Regions from separate parts of the Mus musculus genome. Here all the other regions are linked to region 2. The links are chromatin loops, found by intact Hi-C in ENCODE. Cell type or tissue: heart. All regions are shown on one strand.

Evidence for each region. A loop is a pair of places that touch in the nucleus more often than their neighbours do. Peaks named below come from ENCODE experiments on the same cell type or tissue, not always from the same donor. Only the 100,000 strongest peaks of a DNase experiment are listed, where the experiment ranks them.
Region 1: it touches region 2 in a loop (3-fold over the local background); 6 of 42 quality-filtered maps call a loop at or near these places.
Region 3: it touches region 2 in a loop (2.0-fold over the local background); 7 of 42 quality-filtered maps call a loop at or near these places.
Region 4: it touches region 2 in a loop (1.9-fold over the local background); 10 of 42 quality-filtered maps call a loop at or near these places.
Region 5: a loop joins it to region 2, with 4 times the contacts of the local background. A loop is called at or near these places in 8 of 42 quality-filtered maps.

The regions. Positions count from the first base shown.
Region 1 is chr4:126,751,155-126,756,154 of GRCm38, forward strand. It overlaps Ncdn (neurochondrin), which reads right to left and starts at 2,275. Exons shown (of 7, transcript NM_011986.4): 1 at 1,817-2,275; 2 at 787-927. The coding sequence starts at 1,849. AU040320 (expressed sequence AU040320) reads left to right here and starts at 2,616. Exons shown (of 21, transcript NM_133886.2): 1 at 2,616-2,841. In heart, a CTCF peak has its summit at 2,833; DNase peaks (open chromatin) are centred at 927, 1,327 and 2,337; H3K4me3 peaks cover 3,230 bases; H3K27ac peaks cover 3,037 bases.
Region 2 is chr4:126,674,705-126,679,704 of GRCm38, forward strand. Psmb2 (proteasome (prosome, macropain) subunit, beta type 2) reads left to right here and starts at 2,939. Exons shown (of 6, transcript NM_011970.4): 1 at 2,939-3,141. The coding sequence starts at 3,051. In heart, no CTCF peak of the experiment used is centred here; a DNase peak (open chromatin) is centred at 2,917; H3K4me3 peaks cover 1,933 bases; H3K27ac peaks cover 1,267 bases.
Region 3 is chr4:126,739,503-126,744,502 of GRCm38, forward strand. Ncdn (neurochondrin) reads right to left here. Exons shown (of 7, transcript NM_011986.4): 7 at 4,248-5,000. Among named protein-coding and RNA genes, the nearest start is that of Tfap2e, 5.7 kb to the left of the region's middle. In heart, CTCF peaks have their summits at 1,112 (motif pointing left) and 2,125; a DNase peak (open chromatin) is centred at 2,129; H3K4me3 peaks cover 299 bases; H3K27me3 peaks cover 868 bases.
Region 4 is chr4:126,606,965-126,611,964 of GRCm38, forward strand. 5730409E04Rik (RIKEN cDNA 5730409E04Rik gene) reads left to right here and starts at 2,890. Exons shown (of 2, transcript NM_001145950.1): 1 at 2,890-3,048; 2 at 4,712-5,000. The coding sequence starts at 4,717. In heart, no CTCF peak of the experiment used is centred here; a DNase peak (open chromatin) is centred at 2,847; H3K4me3 peaks cover 1,284 bases; H3K27ac peaks cover 969 bases.
Region 5 is chr4:126,598,455-126,603,454 of GRCm38, forward strand. No RefSeq gene overlaps it. Among named protein-coding and RNA genes, the nearest start is that of 5730409E04Rik, 8.9 kb to the right of the region's middle. In heart, a CTCF peak has its summit at 2,114 (motif pointing right); no DNase peak of the experiment used is centred here; H3K4me3 peaks cover 604 bases; H3K27me3 peaks cover 965 bases.

The sequences.
Region 1 (5,000 bases), 76 kb after region 2:
ATTAATCCATATGCCTAAGACCTGGGAGGCAAGGGGCTTCAGAACTCAAATCCTCTAAGGATTCAGGGTCCTTCCCTAAGGACTTCTCTCCAGAGAAGTCTCTGATCCATTTCCGACACCTTCTCACGGGAAATGGCTCCTGTGTCTCGTTGCTCCGCATGTCAAAACATTTCCCCTTACGTTTCGCCTAAACACCTCCTCTGCTGCAGTGTGAGCCCTTGACTCCAGAGCCTTCTCCCTGTTGCCATGGCAAACAAGCAACTGCTGCACTCCCTCCTCCCTTCACCCCCCACACACCAACTCATCCCCCCCCTCCCACCCCAAGCACTGCAGCTCCTGCTTTGCTGTCCCCAGCTTGGGTTCCTCTAGCAGACTAAGACCCTTTACTTTTGACATACTGATCATCACTCTGGTCATCTCTCAGAACCTCTTGCTAGTTACTCCCCATCCTGTTACTCTCTCAGGTCGAGGAAAAGCTACCCCGGCCCACAAGTACTCTGCACTAGTTACAACCTGCTGCTGTTACCCTATGAGTCAGCTCCCATCTGCTCCGGGACGCCCCAAAAAGCAAATCCAGGCAGCCTCCTCCGTGGTCCCATGCCACAGTCTTATTCACCCCTCTTCTCCCCTTCCCCCATTCTCAAGAGAACAGAGTACAAAGGTAGAGGTCTCAGGCCTTTTTTGGTACCTCCGGGTTGCCAATACCACTTAGATACCCCTGGAGACTTGCTGACCCCATTCTTTGGGGGCCCTCCTGACCAGCCCTCCCACCTTCCAGGTCCTTACTAGCAGCAGGGCTGCAAACTGCTCGCTGTCATTCTTGGCCTCACGGAGGGCTCCCAGGTAGCGCTCCAGGGTGGGGTTTCGGCTCTCTGCCTGGTTCAGAGCTGGCTCACAATCCGAGGCCATGATGCCCGCCTTGCCCAACTGTGAACACAAGAGGGACTGAGCATCCCTCTGCAGAGGAGGGGCGGGGGCGGGGGTGGAAGTGGAGGATGTAGGGAGGGATTAGCACAGAGGGAGGGGGGGTGGATTTGGAAGGGTGGCTTCCTCATGACTGACCTCCCTTGGGGGAGCCCCTTTAAGAGGCTGGACCTACAAATTCTTTAGGATGAAGAAGGGACCCTGGTCCAAGGTCACCTCCAGAAAAGTGGGATATGAGGACCATGCATGCCGCTGCTCAGCTGGACAGCTTTCCTCACCAGTCTAGAAGTGGGAAGGAGCTGGCCCAACTGCTCAGCAGCCCCTGGCACCAGACACCGGGTTTTATCTCTCTCCAGGAGGCACACGAGGAGTGAGCGGTGAGGACAGACAGGGAGGAATGCAGACAGACACGGGTCAAGTTCGATTATCCGGACTCACGCCGACAAGGAAGAAAAGGACATTCTAGGGTTCCTTTCCCCTCCCTTCTTCAGAGAAAGTAGACTGGCTTCAGCAGGAGTGAGAAGGCAAGCTCTCCAGAGAAGGCTTTGAAGACTCCCCTGTGGACCCACCCCTCCAGCCAGGGCTCTTAATCGCCCCCGCAGCCTCCTTGCCTTCTCTTCTTTCCCTCCCTCGGGCAGAGGCTGCAGAGGCTGCAGAGGCTGCAAGAGCAGGAGCTGCAGCTGCTGCTGCAGCAGCAGCAACATTAACCCCTTGTGCTCCCTGTACTCTCCCTGTCCGTCCCGCTAACAGCCTGTGGGTGCCGGCACTGGCTGGAGAAGGAAAGAGGGGTCGGGTGGCTCTCAGGATAACAGAATCCAAAAGCCGGATAATCGAAGCGGGGCTGCAGTGATGGAGAGATGAGAAGGGGAGAAGGGATCCTGGCGGTCACCACCTGTCCCGCCGCAGCCAGGTCACAACACGACATTGATGAAGTCGAACGACAGGGCAGCGATGAGATCACACTTCACGATGGCGCGGTGATGTCACGGAGAGATCACAGCGAAATCACGACATGAAGGGGACAGCCCCCAAATATGATAGGGCAAATTTAAAAAAATATATAGGTAGATAGATAAATACTGAAAGGGGTTGTGACAAAATGGAGTCTCGACAGGGTACGGTGATGTCGAGATATGGCACGATGGAGTCGCGATAGGGTCCCTGGGGAGTCTCGGCATCGATCAGCGCCGGTTCGGAGAGGCTCCGGCTGAGATGCAGGGGAGGGCTTGAAGGGGGCTGAGCTCACCAGGCTGCGGCCCCGAGCGGCGAAGTCTTTCTCCGGGCGCGATGCTCCGGGAGCCTGGGGCTGCTGCTCACGCCGCGTTGCCCACTCTTGGCTCCAGGCTGCTACAGCTCCACCCCCACCCCCGCATCGCTCTCGACCAATCGGCGCTGGGCTCACTCCGCACTCTGACCAATGGCACAGCAGGGCGCTAAGCAGTAGGGGGGCGCCTCCGGTGCGGCCATCTTGCTTGTGGGCAATTGCCCGAGTCTGGGGCCTGAGTGCTCGAGCTAAGGAGGAAAGGTGCGGGCCGCCCCGCAAGGGCTCGCGGCCAAAGGCTGAGGGCCCGGACGTCCTCGCTTGTGCGTAGCTCTCCCCTCAGCGCCGCCCCTCCTCCCACTTTTGGGCTCGCGGCTGGAATTGCGCTTCCGGAGGGTGGGGGCAGGAGGACTGGCTCAGCGTGAAGAGTATGTTTCCGGGTTGAGCCCCGGGAGGTGGGAAGGAGGCGGCGTTTCCGGCCGCGGTCGCTGTCCAGGGAGGCTGAGGCAAGAGGGAGCTGTCCGGGTGGGGAGCCAGCACTTCCTTCTTCCTCCTCTGCGTGAGGGGAGAGAAGGTTGGGGGTCCCCGAGCCCATGGATCGGGAGGAGGCGGAGGCCGCCGAGAGCCGGCACCCCTCTATGTGGCCCTGAGCCCCGGTAGGTGGCCGGGGCGGCTGACTGCCAGGCCGAGGACCAGGAGCTCAGGGGAGGGGCAGAGGCGGGACGGGCGATGCCTCGGGTACGCTGGTCCGGCGTTGGGACCCGGAGATGGCGCTCCTGGCTGGGACAGGACAAATCTGCTGCTTCTAGCCTTGCAGGTGCCAGAGTCCCAATCTGAACCCCTCCGCTTTGGGACTCAGGCCTGGTCAGGCAGCTCCCTCTATTCCCTGACATATGGGCAGACCAGGCTGAGGCACTGCGGTCCTTATGATACTCTCGACCTCTGCAGCCTCGTCCCGAGTTGCTGTCTCTGGTGTTTGATGATCTTCCCATCGAGATTAAAAGAAAAGAAAAGGGAAAAAAAAAAGTTGATACAGAATAAAGGGGGCGGGGCTGGGCTCGTTGGCGAAAACCTTCCTCCTTGAGAATTTTGACAATTATGCCCCTTAGAGGGTCCTGCGGTGGCTGCAGTGAGCACAAAAAGCGAACTGAAGGAAGTCAAAGTAGAAGACCTCAGGCGGGGTTCCAGGAATGCTTTGCCTGGTCTCATCTCACGGTGGTTGTGCCCAACTGACAATAGAAGCTGTTAAAGCTCCTTAGCTGACTCTCCTTGTGCTATCTTGTGATTAACAGACTGGAAACTAGGAACAAATTGGAAAGACGACCTCCTAGAACAATCTGTTCATTTTTCCAGCTATTTGGAAAACAGTGTTTGCAAATATAAGCAAAGCTATTCATGCAGTCTGTTCTGTAACTTTCTCAAACATCTAGGACTTTTTTCTTTCTTTCTTTCTTTCTTTCTTTCTTAAAGCTTTATTCTTGATTACTCACACCCGTTGAATAGACCGGCTCTGTCGTTATTCAAACATATCTTATCGCTGTGTATATAAATGGAGTTCCACGTATGTAGCTGACAGACTGAACTATGATACATTCCCCATCAACCTGAAGTATTAAGTAAACATTACCCCCTGCTGTATCTGAACAGCTGCTGCAACAGCGTGCTTTTATTTCGGGTGTACTTGTAACGCCCTAAATGCCAGAACTACCGGGAGCTTTTCTAGATTTTCATTTGTCGAGTATTGTGGGGGTGTGTGTGTTCTCTCCCTGGGTTGCTACCCTTTGATTTGATAACAAACATTTTGGGTCTTAGCAGTGTTTTGTCGTTCCTGCCTCTGGTCAGCAAGCCTTTAACTGGACCCTAGCAGTGATTTGTGCCCATAGGCAATTGTAGGTTTGAGCCGAGTAAATGGCTAGGAGTGCAAATGAGATTAGCTCTGCCTCTCCCATGCACTTGTAACCAGTTTGCTAGTCCAATGGTATTTATTACTCCTGTTTTCAAAGCCTTCTCCTTTCTTTTTTGCTTTTCCCACCCACGTGCCAAGATATTGATGACAGGTGTTGAGTCACCTTTAGTTTTAAATCCTTTTGTGGTAGGCAGAAACGAGAACACACTCACGAACACACACACATACACTCTCTCAGCTCCATCCTGGGAGGCTAGCGAAGTTTCCGAGTATAGCTTCTTAGGCTACACCTCATGATCTTTTCAATGTGTTTGTGGCCTACACACCTCTTTTCTGACCCATGTGCCCTAATGTACAATTACGGGAAAACTAGACTAGGAAAGGGTAGAAGAGAGTGAGAGAGATAAGAGTCCATTCGGTGCCTATGGCTCAGAGAAAGGCATTACCTCAATTTGGAGTTTTATGTTTGCCTCTTCATTTCTTGGCATTGGCATTGAAATCCATTCCAGACAATGCTGGTCTTTTTGTATGCTGGCTGGAAGTGAGGGTTAGGGTTGCCAGTCTGTGCTATTTACCAGCTGTGGGTGACAGCTTCGTATTTATCATTTCTTTCATCAGAAGATTTCTAATTGTGTTTGTTTGGAGGCAGGGTTTTTCTGTAGCCCCAGCTGTTCTGAAACTGTAGACCAGGCGGGCCTTGAACTCACAGAGATCTGCCTGTCTCTGCCTCCCCAGTGCTGGGGTTAGAGTTATGCATCACCACTGCCAGCACAAGATTTTTTTTTTTTTTTTTTTGAGACAGTGTCTCATTATATTCTCTAGGCTGACCTTGAAGTCCTGGATTTAAACAGTTCTACCTTAGCCTTCCAAGTAGCTAGGACTTCAGGTACGAGATACCATGCCTAGTCA
Region 2 (5,000 bases):
CATTATATTCTCAAGTGTCACTTGAGAATAGTAAAACATTCAAACAAAACGGAAACAATAGAGAGTGAACTGGGCATAGTAGAGGGTGCCTGTCATCCCAGGATTCAGACTGCCCTGGCAGTCTTGGAACTCACTCTGTAGACCATGCTGGCCTCGAACTCAGAGACCTGCCTGCCTCTGCCTCCCGAGTGCTGGGATTAAAGGTGTGTGCCATCACAGCCGGGTGAAAAGTATTCCGTTAAATCACACACACTAAATAATAACTGCGTATAACTGATCTTGAAATGTTTCTAAATATTTTCCACTCACAGATGAATATTCACTGTTTTAATAAAATGGCATCCCTCTACAAAGAGGAAAGCAATTTCGTTTTCAGTTCAGTGAAATGTATCTTGAGCTATAGGGCAACTCATTTGTGTGTGTGTGTGTGTGTGTGCATGTGTGTGTGCGTGCATGTGTGTCCTTAGGCACATTCCACTTTCTCTTTTGTTTTGAAGTGGGGTCTTTTGAGGCCTTGAACGTCACCATTCATGCCAGATTGGCTGGCCCATGAGTTCCCAGGGACCCCCTGGCCTGCACCCCTCATTTCCCCATCACTGAGGCTACAGGCACATAGCACTGTGTGAGGCCTGTGGGTTCCAGAGCTTTGAGCTGAGGTCCTCAAGCTTGTGAAATAAACACTTTACTGATGGTGCCATCACCTCAGCCCCATCTCATTCTTTGGAATAGATGAGTAGTGTATCACTGTGTGCCATTAGCAGCATATGTAAAACATCTCTACTTAAACATGGAAGTTGGTCCTCTTTTCATCACTACCGCAGTGGTGCAACACATTAGTCTGTGCAGAAATGTTTTGATTATTGTGCAGACATTCCTTTGGATACATTCGAAAGATAATGTATATTTAATAAACTCTATTTTGTGGTTTTTTTTTTGTTTTTTTTTTTTTTTTGAGACAGGGTTTTTCTGTGTAGCCCTGATTGCCCTGGAACTTGCTCTGTAGACCAGGCTGGCCTCAAACTCAGAGATCGGTCTGCCTCTGCCTTCAGACTGTTGGAATTAAAGGTGTGCACCACACTGACTGGCAAAAAGGTTTTATTATTAAAGTACGGTCCTAGTTACAGGTTTTACTGCTGGGATGAACTATCATGACCAAAAGACAAGTTGAGGAGGAAACAGCTTATACTTCCATGGCACTGTTCAATACTGAAGGAAGTCAGGAGAGCAACTCAAACAGGTCAAGCTCCTGGGGGCAGGAGCTGATGTAGAGGCCTTACGGGGGAGGGGGATGCTCACCGGCTTGCTTCCCATGGCTTGCTCAGCCTGCTTTCTTATAGAACCCAGGACCACCAGCTCAGGGACAGCACCACCCATAATGGGTTGGTTCTCCCTCGTCAATCACTAATTAAGAAAAGCCTTATAGCTGGACCTTATGGAGGCATTTTCTCAATTAAGGGTTGCCTCATTTCACATAGCTCTAGTCTGTGTCAAGTTGACAGAGGACTAGCCGGCACAAGTATATTAACTGTACAAAGTCACAAGTTTCACTAAGACATTTCTATATGCAGTTTAATTGTAGTCTCTCCTCTATTACCCTTTCTATTGTTAAAAGAATTATTTTTACTTTATGTGTTATGGGGTTTTGGCCTGAATGTATGTGTGTGCATCAAGTGTGTGAAGTGCCTTCAGAGGACAGAGATACACCAGAGTTGCTGATAGCTGTCTTCCAGTTGCCTTATGGGTACTGGAAATTGATTCCAGGTCTTCCAGAAGAGCAGCCAGTGTTCTTAAGCACGGGTCCATCTCTCCAGTCCATCCCTAATTTCCTATCTTACTCTTTCCAAAATATTTCATGTAGGGCATGTGGATCAGGAATTTAATTCTAGCACTGATGAGTTAGAGGAAGGCAGATTTTTGTGAATTTGAAGTTAGTCTGGTCAACACAATTAAATTAGTTCCAGGACAACCAAGGCTACATAGTAGTAATACCCCATCTCTCAAAAAAGGCCGGGTGGTGGTGTCACAATACATTAATCCCAGCACTCAGAAAGCAGAGGCAGGTGGATCTCTGAGTTCGAGGTCAGCCTAGTCTATAAGAGTGAGTTTCAGAGTAGCCAAGAAATCCTGTCGGGACAAATCAAAATATAAAAAATAAGTAAATAAAAGTGAACATTTAAAAATTTGTTGGGATGAGGAACTTTGGGGAGGGGGGCAATGGCTGGAGTGTAAATAAATACTTTTTTTTCCCATTTTTATTAGGTATTTAGCTCATTTACATTAATAAATACATTTTTAAAATAATATTTTAAATGTAATGAAACAGAAGTATAGTAAAATATTTAAATTTAAAATTTTTTTTAAAAATTATTTGTATTGGGGATGAACGCGCTAGTGTGATGGTCAGAGGAAAACTTTGGGGAGTCTGTTCTTTCTACCGTGGGTTCGAGGGACAGGCTTGACTAACGTGCTTTCTGCCTCTGTCTATCCAGTACTAGGATTTCAAGAGGGAACCACCGCCAAGTAGGTTTTTTGTTTGTTTGTTTGTTTTGCTTTTGAGATGTGTTGTCCTAGGCTGCTCCCCTGGTCCTTAACTCTATGGCTCGGGGAAATTGTTCTTCAATCTGGCTTGCAGGGAAAATTTTCCCGTTTGTTTAACGAGCAAGGAAATGAAAACCAGAAAGCTGAAGACCTCCTCTCCTCTGTAGCACCCACACGTGCTGGTACTTCTTACACAGGGTACGGCTTGATTTGCGTGCAAACTCTAAAATTCGACTTGGTAGATAAGGAAACGCAACGCCCCATCACCCACAGCTACGTTTCCAAACCACACCTCTAGACCAGCCCACTCCGCAATCTCAGCGCGGAAAAGCACCCAAGCTCCCGCCTGCTCTCTCGCGAGAGGTGACGTCATTGGGCCGCGCCAGTGACTGGGCCGTCGCGCGTCTTGCGTCACCCCCAGCTCAGTCCGGGTGTGCTGTCTCACTGGTGAGGTCGTGTACCCGGGAAGTGTCCCTGTCCGTGGCCTCTGCAGCCTCCCGCTTCCCGGCACCATGGAGTACCTCATTGGCATCCAGGGCCCAGACTATGTCCTCGTCGCTTCCGACCGAGTGGCCGCCAGCAATATTGTCCAGATGAAGGACGGTGAGAGGAAGCAGGGGGAGGCCCGGCGGGCCTGGCTGGAGGGGCAGTCGGCGGGAGTTGGTGAAGGGGACCGTGGGCCTCCCTCTGGGCAGCTTGGAAGATGGAGCCCAGTGTGCTCTGCCCTGCTGGCACTGCAGGATTGAGAAGCCGGGGGAGCCGGCAGACAAGCTTAGGGCTCTAGTTTGGGATTCTGGGTCAGATGAGGCTTGCTAGGTGAGAGTTGCTCAGCGTGAGGGAATTAAGTTTATGAGAGCTCAAGTGTGTGCCCGGCGCCTCCAATTTCTGAATTTCTGGCAAGTTTCAGTCGCCCCAGATAGAAGTTATAATTTGTGGGTGCCCTAAGGTGGGATCTTGGGGAGAGTGAGACTCCCCAGAGTTTGGCATTTCCACTCTGCTTCCGCTGTCTTCAGTGGCTCACCTCAGAGCCTCTTCCGCCTTTCCCTGGCTGCTAGATTTTACTTGTCGTTAAATAGTGGAATGCAGCAGAGATGGCCTCTCTTTATTTGCTCTGTGAGTTTTGTACGTTATTTTTTTTCCCGTGCCCAGATTTTCTTATCTCTCAAATTACTAATAACCAACTCAAAACTTGTTGAGAGGATTGAGTGAAGGAGTTAGCATTGGACAAACACTTAACAAACTGAAGCATATATGTATCAGGTGTGTCCATCGTTAACATTTTAATTTGTTAAAAGTTTGGCTCTACTATGTGCCCTTCTTGCAGTTAGTTTTGGAGACAGAATATGTATAACTAAGATGTATAGATATAGTATATATTATATATAACACACATGCATATATATGTGTGTGTGTGTACATATATGTGTGCGTATACATATCTATGTATGTGTATATATGTATGTGTGTGTGTGTATATGTGTGTATATGTACAAAACTTTCTTAAGGAGATGTTGAAATAACTCAGTAGTAAAGATGCTTTTGCCCAGGCTTCACAACCGGAGTTTGGTCCCAGAACCCAGATGGCAGAGGAAGAGACCCCACCCCAACATCCTGCAGGTTGTCCTCTGACCTGTGCACCTGTTCTGTGGCAATGTGCACCTGTGCAGAACAAGAGAGAGAGTCTCTAAATAAATAAATAAAAATTTTAAAATTATCAAAGAAAAAGTTTCTAAGCTTACAGGTGGTAGAACCTAGGTTCAAATCTGTGTAATTTGGGACTGAGTCTACAATTCAGTGGCAACATATGTTTCGACCATATACAAGGCCCCAGCCTCAGCACTCCAAAAACAAGTTAGTAGACATTATGCAAAATGATCTCTTTTACCCTTAACAACTTCACTACCTTTATAGTGACAACTGACCCACAGAATCTTGAGTGTTTTCATGACTGATCATAGGCATGTTACTGTTTGAAAGATATCTAGCTTTTGTTCAGTGGATTAAAAGTTCATTTGACAAGTTTCATGCCTCTCTGTGTTCTTTACAGTGCTAGGGACTGAAAAGAGGAAGAAAAAAAAGAATACTATGTAGTTGGGAAGATAGTTGAGTAGGTCAGTGTGCTTGCTGTGTAAGCATGAAGAATTTAAATTCCAAGTACTCACTTAAAAGAAAAAAGATCAAACAGGCATGGCTGTGTCCCTACTTGGGAGCAGGAAACACAGATCCTGGGAGCTCACTGACCAGTCAGTCAGTCAGTCAGGCCCAAAGGGTGAGCCTCTGCTGCGTGAGAATAAGGTGAGGGATGGCCTGATGTCCTTCTCTGTCCCGGGTGAGACAGGTACACCCATACACTTATGTGTGACACACACACACACACACACACACACACACACACACACACACAATGTTAGTAATTCAGTAAAAGTCAGATGTGTGTTAAAATAACTGTAACACAAACTAGA
Region 3 (5,000 bases), 65 kb after region 2:
TACCTGGAAGGTTGAAAGCCTCTGCCTTAGGACATCTCCTGCAGCTATTCAAAGTTTGCAGCCCACGCATGCAGCCTCACTGCGCATGCTCGGGCAAGGCAGTAACCGAGTGGGTTTCACGGGCCTGCCGGGCGGGCGCACCCGCTTCCCGCAGACATCTCCTGAAGCTATTCAAAGTTTGCAAGAGAAACTGAACTCACATCTTTCCTGCCATCCCAATCCTTACCTGCTTATCCTCCTGAATTCTGTAGCACCATAAATGATACCCCATGCTTCAACTTTAAACCTTGCCAATTTTCTTTGTTTGTGATTGTGTTTGTTTTTGCTTATGAAATAGGGTGTCACTATGTCGCTCAGGCTAGCCTAGAACTCATGAACTTTCTGCTTCCGCTGCAAAAGTGCTGGGATCACAGGCATGAAACACCACACCAAAGCCTGAGTGTTTCTACTTAGAATCAATCAGCACCCGGCATGGAAGAGACTGAGCGGGTGCCTCAGAGAACACGTGGCCCCCTTTCTCTGAGCCTGAAGCTTCCTTACTCTCTTTCTCATAGACCTAGTCCCTCATTGCCAGTGAGTGACATTTGGGGACTTGTTAGAAATGCCAGTTCTTGGGCTCTACCTCAGAACCTCTGACTCAGCAACTCTGCAGTGGAGTCCAGCAATCTGTTTTAACAATTCCCAGTGTGATCTGGGCTGTGCTGTATAGGCCCTGGCAACAAGCCTCTAACAATGGCATGCGTTTCTCAGACTTGTGATCCACTTCCAGCTCCTTGGTTCATTCAGCATCTTTCACCTGGCCCATGCCCCTCCCCTTATGCAAAATGCCTCCGGGATCATGGCCTTGGCCCACTCCAGGAATGAAGCTGACTAGCACTCCAGGACTCCTGGTTACTTTTCCTTTCTTGCTCTGTGAGTCGCTTCACCAGAAGTCTAAAGTTGGGGGGGAGGGGGGGGGGGAAGAGTGTGACTGAAAAGATGGCTCAGAGGCTACGAGAACCGGCTGCTCTTTCAAAGGAGTCAGGTTTCATCCCCAGTACCCACATGGCAGGAATGGCTATCTGTAATTCCAGTTCTGATGGATCTGGTGAGTCTGACGCCCTCTTCTGGCCCCCACAGGCATTGCGCTGCACAGACAGGCTGGCAGAACACCCCACACATAAAACAATAAAGGAATCTTTAAAAAAAAAAAAAAGTCTAAAGAAGTCACAAGTCGGGCTGGTGAGATGGCTCAGTGGGTAAGAGCACCCGACTGCTCTTCCAAAGGTCCGGAGTTCAAATCCCAGCAACCACATGGTGGCTCACAACCATCCATAATGAGATCTGACGCCCTCTTAAGTGTCTGAAGACAGCTACAGTGTACTTACATATAATAAATAAATAAATCTAAAAAAAAAAAAGTCAAAAGTCTATTTAGTACTTTGCTTGGAGTGGGTCAAGCAGCCAACAAATAGCTACTAAATAAATAAGTAACCAAAAAGATAATTACAGTTTTCCAAATCTGTTAGGGGACTCTTTGGAAGGGCTCTTATGTGACCTTGACCTAGCATAGCTACACATAAGGCCCAGTTATAAGTGAGCACAAACGAGCAACTGTGCTTATTTCTTCTAGGAGGGACATGTGCTTCATGAGCTACTTCTCTGGAGACCAGCAGAGCTGTGGAATACCAGGGTTTCAGACTGGGCCCTTCTGTTTCAGGGGCAAGGGTTCTTCACATTGTAAGCATGCAGGTGATGATTTCTTATGGTTTTATTTTATTTTTTTTTTTTAGATACAGACACCTGGATGAAGGCATGAGGAAGGCAGAGAGATACCCCTGGGAAAACGGAGACCACAACAGGCACAGATACACTGATAAGACATATATACACATCGGTATGCATGCTCAAATACACATGGACTCTCAGTTGACATTCTTGGCTTATTCTCTTCCAAGGCTCACGTTTTCTCCTCTTTAAAACAAAACAAAACGAAACGAAACGAAACAAAACAAACAAACAAACCCCAAACTTTTTTGTCCTCCTTTGTTGACAGAGCCGGATTCCTCTTCCTAACAGGTCTGTCTGCAAATGTTTGAGATGAAATCTCGCAAAAGATACTGACGCCCCATCTAGTGGCCGGAGCTTACCACTGCAGCTCAACACTCCCCTGCCTGTCTCAGTGGAGGCACCCAGACAGAGCCAGCCCTGCCTTGCAAGCTTCCGCTTAGCCCCTTGCTCACTCTGGAGTCTGGAACCCTCTCACGGAGCCTCAGGAGAAGGCAGGTTTCAGTCTGCCTTCTGTTCTCAAGCTTCGCTGGCCTTGGCATGCAGGAGAGCAACTCAACCGCAAGGACCGTGGACAGTAATCATTTGCTTTGTGGCCTTTCCCTCACTTCCCCAGACTACCCGTTACTCCCATGATTCCAAAGAACACTTGACAGCTCCCAAATCTGCCTCTCCCTTGGTTCTAAAGAATATTTGACAGCTCCCAAACCTGTTATCTTCCCGTGCTCTAGGCTAGGGGAGGGACTCACTCCTCCAATGTTCCATAAATAACACAAACCATTCACCAAACCAATTCCTTCATAAATCCGTTTCCCCCCCAATGTTTGCCATGACAGAGTGGTCCTACTATCCACACAGCGGTCACAGTCAGTAACCCGGGGTATCGCTGGCTCCCCATTCTTCACTCCTTTTCAGGTATTACTAATTGCTGAGTCCCGTTTCCTAACTCCTTCCTATACATCCTTGTTCTTCTCATCATCACTGACTTAGTTCTAATGTCTTCCCCTCGGTCTGAGCCCTCCCTCCCCTGCCTTAGTAGTCTCCCTTCTTTGCTTGCCTCCCCACCCAGTCTCCCTGCATTTGCTACATAGCCCAAGTTGGCCCCCAAACCTCCTTCCTGTTCTAGCCTCCAGAGTGCTGAGTTACAATCGACATAACATCACACTCAGCGGACTCCAGACGTTCCTTTCGCAGTCAGCCATCTTTCTAAAATGCAAACTAGATTCCATTTAATCTGCTCCAAAATCTGCTGTCTGGTCCTTTTTTGGCATGATCGCATATTTAAAATGCTGGGTACACCCAGCACTCAGGAGGCAGAGCCAGGCAGATCTCTTGGATTTTGAGGCCAGCCTGCTCTACAGAACAAGTTCCAGGATACCAAGGCTACACAGAGAAAGCTTATCTCAAAAAAAAAAAATCATAATAAGTATTCACATTATGATCTGGCCCGCCCTCACCCGACACTTCTTCCCACTGGGCCATGGTACAGGAATGGCATGTCTTTACAGCCTTCTCCTGCTTGTCTACCTGGTAAGCCCCTTCTGACCCTCAGGTCCCAGAGCCTGTTTACTTCTCCGAACTTGGTCAAGGCGCTGGGGAGCTTGAGATTCCAGGCCCATTTTGTTTTGACCTCCATAGAAGTCACTGCTTAAAGTTGCATTGCCTTCTGGGTATTAAGCCACTTGGTACAGGTTAGTCTGTCTTCTCAGGTTTACCTGAGAATTGTTTTCAAGTGAATATCCTTGCCTTGCATAGGCAGCAGAGGGTAAGCAACAGGATGCATTCAGTAGATGATTACAGGCTTGGGGGCCTAGGTGGAGCCTGCAGGCAGAACAGCCTGGGAACCAGGGTTGGGGTGGAGCTGTTCTGCCTCCAACCTGACAGCTCGGCCCTTCCTCTTCTCATTTGGCAGGAGAGGCAGGTCAGCAGCTGGCAGCCTGAAAGCCACTCTTTGGCTTCTGCCTTCCGTTAGGTCAACAGTGTTAAGTCACTGGATTCCATATAAAACTTAGGATTTCTGATCTCTTCAGAAGTTGGGACTTGGCCTGAGAGCTGGCTCAGTGGGTAAAGGTACTTGCCAAATAAACAGGCTGACTTGAGCTCTATCCCCAGAACCCACCACAGTGATAAGAACTAACTCCAAGTTGTCTTCTGACCTCCATGAGCGCTATGGCACACGTACCCCACCCCCAACCACATATGCCAATAACAAACTTTTTTTTTTTTAATTGGAGGATGTAGCAATGACCCTGGGAACAAGGTGCTGAAAAGACAGTACTTCTGAGTGTCCCACAAGCCCAGCCACATCAACATTTTGGGTTTATGAACCTGTGGTACTAGGGCAGGGTGTATGTAAAACCTCCCTGCATGTAAAACTAGAACTACTGTGCTTTCGTCTAAGCCCCTGGGGGAGGTGAGTGAGAACATGTTAGGATTTAGGAGCAGGTTAAGGCAGAGGAGGTGCAAGGCAGACCACAAAGGAGGCTTCTCATCACCAATAAACATTTATTGAGTGTCCACATGTGCACAGCTTTGAACTTGGCGATCACAGAACGCACTGGGGGGCGGGGAGGAAGCAAGGGGTCAGGCTTATGCGGGTCTCCGCGGGTTCAGAAAGGTAGTTCCTGCTGGAGCCGCCAGTCGCGTCTCCCTGCAGAGTAGAGGCTTAGCAGGGATTGGGGGAGGGGAGCTGAAGCCAGGCACCACGGTGGCAGTGGAGTGCAATCACAGGGAAACCATGCGGATTCTAGGGTGGGGTGACCTCTTGTTCCTGGCTCCAGCCAGGCCAGATGGCACCAGGGGCACAGGGATCTGATGCTCAGGTGTCCAAGCAGGGATAAGGACAAGCAAAATAAATAACCCCCAACCCCCCATCTTCACTCTGCTGCAACATGACACAAAAGCTCAAGAGACCTGGGACCAAGGGCTCTCTGGTCCCCTCAAGGAAGCGCAGGTGGAAGGAGGTTCCCCACCCCCCACTGGTCTGTCTGCTCCAAATTGCCCTGGAAGCATAGGGGCAACTCGGACCCCGGGTCACTAGAGTTAAAAGGAAGAACTGTGATGTCAATGGCCTGAGCCTGCTCTCTGTCCAAGAGGACCAAAGGCAAAAGCCAAGCGGCCAATTTAAAGGGCGCGGACCTGACCTGGGGGAGCCAGAAGGGGCACCACAGCCTTGGGGAGGCCACGCCCTGGCCGGCAGGGCACATGGGCTGAGGCAGTCAGCGCCTGCCAGC
Region 4 (5,000 bases), 68 kb before region 2:
TGAGCTGTACCAGGTTGGGGTGTTATGATGCAAAGTATACTATAGTCTTCAAACCAACAATCATAATTGGTACACAATTTTAAATTTTATTTAAATTTTAAATTTTATTTGAGTATGAGTATTTGCCTGTGTGTAAGCATGTATATCACATATGTTGCCCGTGGAGACCAGAAGAGTGTGTCAGGTCCCCTAGAAGAGGAGTTATGGCTATCACGAGCCCCCGTGTGGGTGCTGGGAAATGAACCCAGGTCCTTTGCAAGATCAACAAGTACGCTTACTTCTACTCTTCTTATTGAGCTAGCTCTCCAGCTCTCTCTATCTATAGTCTTTTTTTTAAAAGATATATTTACTTTTATTTTATGTGTATGACTGATTGCTTGCATGATGATCATGTAGAGGCCAGAAGACGAGGTCTGATCCTCTGGAACTGGAATTACAGCCAGTTGTATGCTGCCTCATGGGTACTGGGAACAAACAATTGTCCTCCTGCAGGAACAGCAGAACAGCAAGGCTCTCTGGCCTGGATCTATAAATCTGTTTACCATGTTGAACAGTGAGACTCGGTCTCAAAAAAAGAAGCACCCCCCCCCAACAAAACCAAACCAAATCAAAATACATATATGTATGTATGTAGTGGAAGGGTTCAGAAAATACATATGTGTATGTATGCATGTATGTATGTAGTGGAAGGGTTCAGAAAATACATATGTGTATGTATGCATGTATGTATGTAGTGGAAGGGTTCAGTAAATACATATGTGTATGTATGCATGTATGTATGTATGTAGTGGAAGGGTTCAGTAAATACATATGTGTATGTATGCATGTATGTATGTAGTAGAAGGGTTCAGTAAATACATATGAGTATGTATGCATGTATGTATGTATGCATGTATGTATGTAGTGGAAGGGTTCAGTAAATACATATGTGTATGTATGCATGTATGTATGTAGTAGAAGGGTTCAGTAAATACATATGAGTATGTATGCATGTATGTATGTATGCATGTATGTATGTAGTGGAAGGGTTCAGTAAATACATATGTGTATGTATGCATGTATGTATGCATGCATGTATGTATGTAGTGGAAGGGTTCAGTACCGTATGCAGTTGAAGACTTTGCGCATTTGCTTCTTGTTTCTGAGATCCTAGGTTCTGCTGCGTCAGGAAGTTTGGGTGTCTAGGGGAGAATGTTTCTAGCCAGGAACACAGAGATGGTTTCTTTATGTTTCAGACCCTTTCAACTTCTACATGATGGCGGATCTATCAGGATCTACAGGACCTATCGTCTTGATGGAGACTATCAAGGGCAAATGAACTGCTAGTGCCTACCGAGGGTTAGGCAAGTCCCCTTCTGGGTTGACATGAACAGATACCACTCCCACTAGAGAGGTCAGTGATGCTAGACTCAGGGAGCAGTCCCATCAAAGTCTAGCTTGGTGAACCAATGAGTTGACCGGGGTTGCTTAAGGGTTGGGGCTCACTCACAGTGCCATCGCTAGCTCAACGGCAGCTAGGTCAAAGGCACCTGAGTCCAGCTGGGTGGCCACTCAGAAAATCTGCATCCCTGGAGCTCCCAACACAACTAGCAGGCAGTGTCACTGAAGAGTCTCTGTTGTCCCAGCAACCCCTTACATCACCCACTACCTTGAAGAGGGCCTTCTAGAATCTTCCGAATCTCACGTCTGCCCCCCTCTTCAGTTTACAGCAAACAGCTACACAGTAGCAGTGAATGATCAGAATCCAGGGGTACCTCATTGTGTTAGTGTATTAATTCAAGAATCTTTTGATTATCAGTGAGATAAATTCCACTCAGGTTGGGTATGGCAAGATATGAACTTCATGGGAAGGCATCAAAACTAGAAACCCAGGAAGCAGAAGCTGGGATGTTAGTCAGCCATTTGTCTTTGAGCTCCTGTGTGTCAGTATCATTTTTTCTCCTAGTACATAGACTTGGCTTCTTCCACTTGACAGGAAATATGATTGCTGCAGCCATAGTTTGAACTGTGACTTACCTGGAATGGGGCTCCTTCTTAGTTATATACACAGAGAGAGAAATGGGGGGGGGGGAGGAGAGGGAGAAACACATATACATAAATAAAAAATAAAATCTTAAAGAAAGCTGGCTGGTGGTGATGGGACATGCCTTTAATCCCAGCACTTGGGAGGCAGAAGCAGGCAGATCTCCCTGTGCAACTGGAAACCAGCCTGGTCTACATAGTGCTTTCCAGGGTAGCCAGGGCTACATAATGAGTCTCTGTTTCAAAACAACAAACAATAAAATCCTCATAGCATTTAATCAAATAGGTACAGTACAGTGAAGGGGTCTTTTTAAAAAACAGATCTAGGGGCTGGTGAGATGGCTCAGTGGGTAAGAGCACCCGACTGCTCTTCCGAAGGTCCAAAGTTCAAATCCCAGCAACCACATGGTGGCTCACAACCACCCGTAATGAGATCTGATGTCCTCTTCTGGAGTGTCTGAAGACAGCTACAGTGTACTTACATATAATAAATAAATAATAAGTAAAAAACAGATCTAGAAGCCAGAAAGGTGCTCAAAGATCCTAAAATAGAGTAAGTGGGGATGAACTGAAAATTCTCGGCAGAAAAGGTGCCGAGCTGGAGCACAGAAAGGACCACAGCGGGTCCAGACCCGCACCACGGCCTCGCCAATTGCCGAGCCCCTGGGAAACCCAGGAAGGAGGCATTTCGTCGCCATGTCTGCAGCAAGGAGAACCAATGGATCCGTGGCGCCTCGCCAGGGTGGTTAGGAGATGACACCGGACCTACAAGGCTCTCGGGTCAAGCTGCGGGAGGAGGCAGTTCCTGCGCGGAGAACCGAACCGGCCCACGTGGGTCAGACCGCTCCGCCCAGCCGCGCAGACGCTGCTGGACTCCGCAGCCCGGGCTGGGGCTAGGGCCGCTGTGCCTGGACCAAGCAGCCGCGTCACCACGCGTGCACGCGCAGGTCCAGGAATCCCCCACCCTGCAGCGAGCAGGACCCGAGGGACCGTAGCAAGCCCCGCAGGAGCGGGCGCCTCTAGGCCGTGAGTCCGGGCCCTGATGGAGGGCTTGGGGCCCAGCCGCCGGAAAGCGGGTTAGGGAGCTGCCTCTGCAGAGATTAGGGTCGCAGAGCTCGGACCACTGCCAAGTCCGCCAATCCCCGTGCTACAGCCGCTCCCATGCCCCCATACTGTGGGTTAACTTGGGAAAATCCTGATCTTAGGATGTCTGCACTCATTTCACTGACTTTTTGAACCTGGATCCTTAGCCCCGCCCCACCCCAGCTTCCTTTGTGGCCAGATTTAGGACAAATTTTAAGAGAGGGAGAGGGAAAGAGAGTTGGAGGGGTGGGGTGGTGGTGGTGGTGGTGGTGGTGGTGGTGGTGGTGGTGGTGGTGGTGGTGGTGGTGGTGTCTTCAGGCCTTTTCTCACAAGCCAAAGGAGTGAAACATCTGTCCCAACCTCAGTCTCTCTTCATGACTTCTGCCCATTGCTGGGTGTGGGGAGGGTCGCTGCCACCCTATAGGGGAACCTTCTTAGTAGCTGCTTGATTGACTTAATAGTATGTCTCACTCACGAGGCCTCAGTTCTTCAAGTCATACAAATGTGGTCAGTAGCCGGGCATGGTGGCGCACGCCTTTGATCCCAGCACTCGGAAGGCAGAAGCAGGTGGATTTCTGAGTTTTCCAGACAGGGTTTCTCTGTGTAGCTCTTGCTATCCTGGAACTCGCTCTGTAGACCAGGGTGGTCTCAATCTCATGAGATCCGCCTGCCTCTGCCTCCCAAGCGCTGAGATTAAAGGCGTGCGCCGCCACCACTTAGCTTTTGTTCCTATTTCATAACTGTAATTTTGCTACTGTTATGAGACATCATGGAAATGTTTGTGGTTTTCTGTGGACTTATGAAATATACCTGTCTATATCTATACATCTGTATAGATGTAGACATATGTTCCTTTTACAAGTATTATTTGTTATTTAACAGGACATCTTTTTTAAAAAAAAATATTAGCATATCTGTGTGTGTGCATGTGTATGTATGCATGCATGCATGTGGGTGAACAGAGAGGCTGGGGGGTGGGGGCTGGTGTGAAGCCAGCGATGCCTACAGTTGTAAACCATCTGACTTGGGAACATGGGTCCTCTGGAAGAGCAACCAGTGCTCTTAACTGCTGAGCCATATCTCCAGCTCCTAAATTTATATTTTTAATTGAACGAGGGTCAGTGGAAAGGCTGTGGCAATCACCCAGGTCAAAATGACCAGGGCCAAAGGAGAGTTTGTCAAAATGTGGACAGTGAGGTGGGCATGGGAGGAGGGTCAGTAATCCAGGGTGCTCCTAGGCATGGCTAGATAGACTTGTCTTCAGATGGCAGAGCTGTCCTGCCCAAGGACCCTGGAAGGAGAGCTGTCAGGATGTGTAGATCTGAAGAACTGGTGGTAGGTCATAGGGTTGAGTAGGGGTTGAATCTGGGCTGGACACAGATCTGAGAGTCACCTACACAGGATGGTTCTTGAAGCTATAACAGGATGAAGTGACCTTGGGAGAAGTTTGTAGAGTGAAGAGATGGTGAGCCTTAGAGGGAAAACCCTGGGAGGGAGACAGACCAAATAATCAGAGAGAAGGGAGGGACACCATTGCAAGGTTCTTGGGCTCTAGGTTGCCATTCTATCCTGTCCTGCTCTGTCTCATTCTCCTTCTCCTTCCCAGTCCAGATGTTCGCTGCCATCCAGCCAGGACTAGCAGAGGGGGCCCAGTACCCAGGGAGCCTGCCTCCTGGAGTATGCCAACCAGACCTCCAACCAGACAATAACTCCAACTTTGTGGAGAGTGCTAAGGATGCCAATAAGAACTGGCATGGTGTGCCAGGCAAAGTGGATCCTATTCTGATAAGGAGCTCCTCTGAGTCACCCTCTGATAACCAGGTCTTCCAAGCCACCAGGCTCCCTGAGGCCGGAGTCCGCAGTCCCCCGGAGGGTGCGGAGATCCCTGGTGCTGA
Region 5 (5,000 bases), 76 kb before region 2:
CGTTATTTATCAAAAAGACAGGTTATTTGGAAAACCAGATGGACCCAGGCAAAAATCATCTGGGTTTTCTAAACGTGAAAAATTAGGTTCTGGGAGCCCAGGAGGGAAGACTCTGTGTGTGTGTGTGTGTGTGTGTGTGTGTGTGTGTGTGTGTGTGTGTAGTGAGGAGGAGAGAAGTATTGAGTAAATGTCTCCAGTCATTTTCAGAAAGAAATTATAATATCCCTCCCCTCGTCTTAATTGAAACTAAAATGAGGAAACTACTTGCTGTTGATGCCTGGGTGTGCTGAAAGGTTCTGGTTTTGTTTTTTGAGATGGTCTCCTGTGTAGCCCAGGCTAGCCTCACACTCCCACACCTGCCTCTGCTTCCCAAGTTCTGGATTTACAAAGGCACACTACCAGGGTCGGAAAGGCTTAATTGACCAAGAATGAAAACAAGTCAGGGCTGTCACAGCAGCAGCTGATGGCTTTCTTTCCCCAGTCTTTGTCATATTATACAGAACAGAGAGATCAGCGAGAGATACAGGGAGCTGAGGGGTTTCTGGAATGCAGACCCTTGCTTCCTCCTGGCTGTCAGTGACTTATGCCAGTCTGTGGCTCTCTTACCTTTGGGAAGTGGCACTGTTAGGAAAGAGCTGAAGCCAGGGCCTGTGGAACAGAGCTCTTAGCTACAGCCGAGGCTATGCTCTGACTGCAAACCTCAAACCATCCTATTCAGAGGGCACACACAGGCAGAACAGAGCCAAGGCCTTTTGTGGCCTGAAGAATCCTTGACAGCAGAAATAACACTTGTCCCATTGTGAGTATCATTTTTTAAAGTGTCATTGGACTGTGAAAGCCACTTAATAACTTGATCTCATCTGAATAATCTGACTTAATGCTCGCTCCACAGTTGTGAGGATTAAATAGAAAAAATGGAAATTGTCTGCCTCCAGGCCTGGCCCAGGAAATCTCAGTGAATGGTAGCTGGGTGAATGAGTTCACAATCTAAATATTAAGCTCGCCTGAGCGTCCCCAAGGCTCAGAGCATAGCAGGCCAGTAACTGGGACTGATACACTGTCCCGCTGAGCCTGGAGCCCAGAGCTTGTAGCTCAAGCTGAACCTATGGTCGATTTAACACGTTTGGTGAGCAGCTCTGGTGTGTGGGGTGAACCCATCCCTAAAAGCTTTACTGCTGGGAACTTTCTGAGGACAGCTTCCTGTGTTCACCCTTTGAGACTTGTCTCAGCCACAGGGCACCCTGCAAGGTCCGGTCTCTTTCCACACCACCTTGCAGTGGTGACAGGGTGTATAAAGGCATGGCCGCTCAGATCAGGTAGGGACAACTCAGAAGAGCCATTCTAAGCTCTGAGCTCCTATGGGGACCTGAGACTGCCACAGGCTTAAGTTACCACCCAGCTTCCTTTGCCTGATCCTGTTTCTTTCCTGTTTTCACGGCTACTGAGCCCAATATCTCACTGGGAACTGGGGTTGCCTGTTGGTGTGCTTGATGTAGAGTCTCATGTTGCCTGGGCTGGCTTGGAACTTACTATAAACTTTTTTAAAAAAAACACTAACTAAGTACACTGTAGTATCCTCAGATACTCCAGAAGAGGGCATCAGATTTCCCTACAGGTGGTTGTGAGCCACCATGTGGTTGCTGGGATTTGAACTCGGGACCTTTGGAAGAACAGGTGGCGCTCTTAACCACTGAGCCATCCCACCAGCCTGGAACTTGCTATAAACTTTTGATCCTCCTTCCTCTGCTCTCTGAGTGCTGGGATTACAGCTTTGCACCATGCACTACCATGCAGGGCTGAGGCATTGCTCTGGTACACCCCCAGTCAAAGAGCAAGGGCACTTTTTTGTTTGTTTGTTTTTGAGATCAAGCTTCACTACACAGACCACGTAGTCTTACAGATCCCCCTAGCTCTACCTCCTGGGTTCTAGGATTAAAGGTTGGTGACTCCATGCCATTGCAAAAAGAACTTCCTAGTAAGCATTCCGAGTGAGTGCTACACTCTGTATCTATCACCTTCGTTCCTGAGGAATTAAAGCTGTGAGGATGTTAGCCTTGGAGGTCACTGGAAAAGGTATGATTTCAGCGTTGGTGGCGTTGAGGGTTCTCTTTTTGCCCACCAGAGGGCAGCAGCCTCTTAGTAATCACCTCATTGAGGCTTCCAGGAAGGGGTCCCATCCTCGTCACTGTGTCCTCTCCCCTGGTGTGTGGGCCCTTCTGAAGGAAGAAAACTTTCTGAGTTCTCTAGGCTTTAGCTTGTCAGTTTCAAGCTCTCTTTGCCTCCAGCACTGAGCATCAATCAGTCTTCCTGTTTTTTCCTCCCCTTCCCAACTGGGCGACCTCCTTGCCTGGGCTCTCCCACCTCTCACTGGGAAGGCCCACAGTAGATTTGTTTTCTGTGTGACAAGGTAATTACAAGCTTGGAGCTCAGAGGCCCAGGGGCCAGTCTGAGGATGGTCACATCAACCTGACACTCCTGTTCTGCTAACATTATTGATTTTTTTTTTTTTTAGTTTTATTTATTATGATTTTTTTAAATGTCTGGCCCTGGTGACATGAGCTATGAAGGCAGGAAGGCAGGTTTGCTTGTCATAATTTTGTTTTTGAAGCTACCGGTCTTGGGGATAGAAAGATGGCTCGGTGGTTGAGAGCACTGAATGTTCTTACAGAGGACCCAGGTTCAATTCTCAGCATCCACAGGGCAGCTCACAACCCTCCTTTGACCCATAATATCAAGTACCAAAGGGTACTTGATATTATGAGATAGGGTTTCAACTATAAAGCCAAACATCAGGCACTCACAGAGGGGACATACATACATGCAGGCAAAATAATTTTTTTAAAAAAAGAAAGAAACTACTTGTCTGACCATCAACATCACCAACACTGAAATCCCATCTTTTCTGATGACCTCCAAGGCTAGCATCCTCAAGGGCTCACAGATTGAATTCCTCAGGAATGAAAAGGGATACAAACGTGACGTTTTATTTATTTATTTATTTATTTATTTATTGGATTGGTTCTTTCCGTGGAGCCCGGGCGACCGTGTCTACCTAGAGCTTACTTTTTTTTTTTTTTTCCAAGACAGGGTTTCTCTGTGTCCTTGAACCCACTCCGTAGACCAGGCTGTCCTCGAACTCAGAAATCCGCCTGCCTCTGCCTCCCAAGTGCTGGAATTAAAGGCGTGTGCCACCACTGCCCGGCGACCTTACCCATTTTTATTATGGTTCTCAATCCCCACCATTTCCAGAGATTCTGCTGCAGGAATGTGAGTTGGCAGAAGAGTGGGGACAGCAAGAACAAAACTTTTGGCTAGCAGCCCGCACTTTACCCAGCGACCCTTTATGGCTTTCCTGCTGCCTATTAGTTTATCTAGATTAAGCCACTCAACACCCTGCTTCTTCCTCTGGCCTACCCTGTGCAGGCAGTTCTAAACCAAGCCACCCTATGCGCCTTGCTTTTTTTTTTTTTTTTTTTTTTGCCCCGCCTTCCCCCCCCCCGTCCTCTCCCCCCCCCTCCCCGCGCCTTGCAATTTTATTTCTTTACTTTAGGGAGGGGAGTATACATGGGTCTCTATAGGCTGTGAGATGGGCACCAGAAGGAACTTGAGGAGACCTGCCTGACCCATTCCATCCCCACCTAGGGCTTCGAGAAGCCTCCCTGACAGGGAAGAGGAACCTCAGGCATTAGGCAGTGAATTATGGGGGTTGGGAGTGAGGTCTCTGAACTTCAGTGATGGTGGTGGGAATTAGCTGAGGCCCAGGGCGATTTGTGGGGCCGCGTTCCCTGGAGCCTGTTTTCTCTGAGCGTGCCAAGAGAATGAATAAATCATTGTTCAGGGGCGGGATGCAGCTGCCGGGCTCCTCCCCTCGGCACATGCCTAACTTCAGCTCCTCCATTGAGGGCTGCTGGAGCAGAGCGCTTTATACACCCAGCTCCCCAAATCCTATTGAGACCTCCCCCTCCGCACGAGCCACTGGCTTCAAGCCCATTCACCATGGCCTTTTGTGCTAGGGGTTAAGTGGTTACATGTGGGGGGCACCCAGAAAGGATCTGTCAGGCCCTGAAACGCTGCACTAATATGGTGCTCTCCTACTGATGAATGGGATGGGTGGAGGAGAGGTGGGCGGCCAGAGGATAGGGTGAGGGAGGTGAGGGAAGGGGATTAGGGAGCCTACAGAAGCAGCTGCTAGGAAGGGGTATGCTTAGGAAGACCGAGCAGGCATCCCCTCCCCTCATTCCTCCTTCTGTTCCGTTTCTCATCTAGCCACTCCCGCTGTGGGCCCTGGGCTGTTCCACAACCTCGGGCTGTGGATTTGACTTCTCTGATCTCTTGGAAGGTGTTGGGAAAAGATATTCACTACTTGAAGGTGTTACAGAGAGTTTCCATGGTTTCCAGCAACCTTGTTCCTTTTCTCTTGGGGTATGGGAGTAGGGATAGAAAGAATATCCATTTTTCTGGGGTTCTCGTGGTGTAGTGGGTTTGAAACTGTGCCCCACTGAACTTTAAAACCATCCGCAGGCTTTGGGTCCAGGACAGCCAAAGCTACCCAGAGAAACTCTGTCCCAGGGGAAAAAAAAAAAACCTTCCTTGGGGATGGAAAGATGGAGTAATAGTTTGGTGGTGGAGGTGGTGGTGGTTGTTGTTGTTTTAAATCTTGCTGTACAACTCTGAGGTCCTAATTTCATTCCCCGGAATCCATGGTGGAACAGGCTTCCCCTGCAAGTTGTCCCACGCACATGTGTGCCTGCATTTCCTTCCCCACAAGAATGAATGAGTGAATGAATGACACCTGCCCTTAGTATGGATGTGTAGCTCAGAGGTTTAGCATCTAAGATGTCCCCCAGTTCAGTCCTCAGCACAACAAATGAAAACAAACCCACAAGACACAAAAATAAAGGCTTCCTCAGTGTCCTCTCATGAGCCGTTGGGGTAGAGAAATCAAGAGAGAAGATCTCAGATAGGCTGCGTGTGATGGCACTTGGCCTTTAACCCAGCAG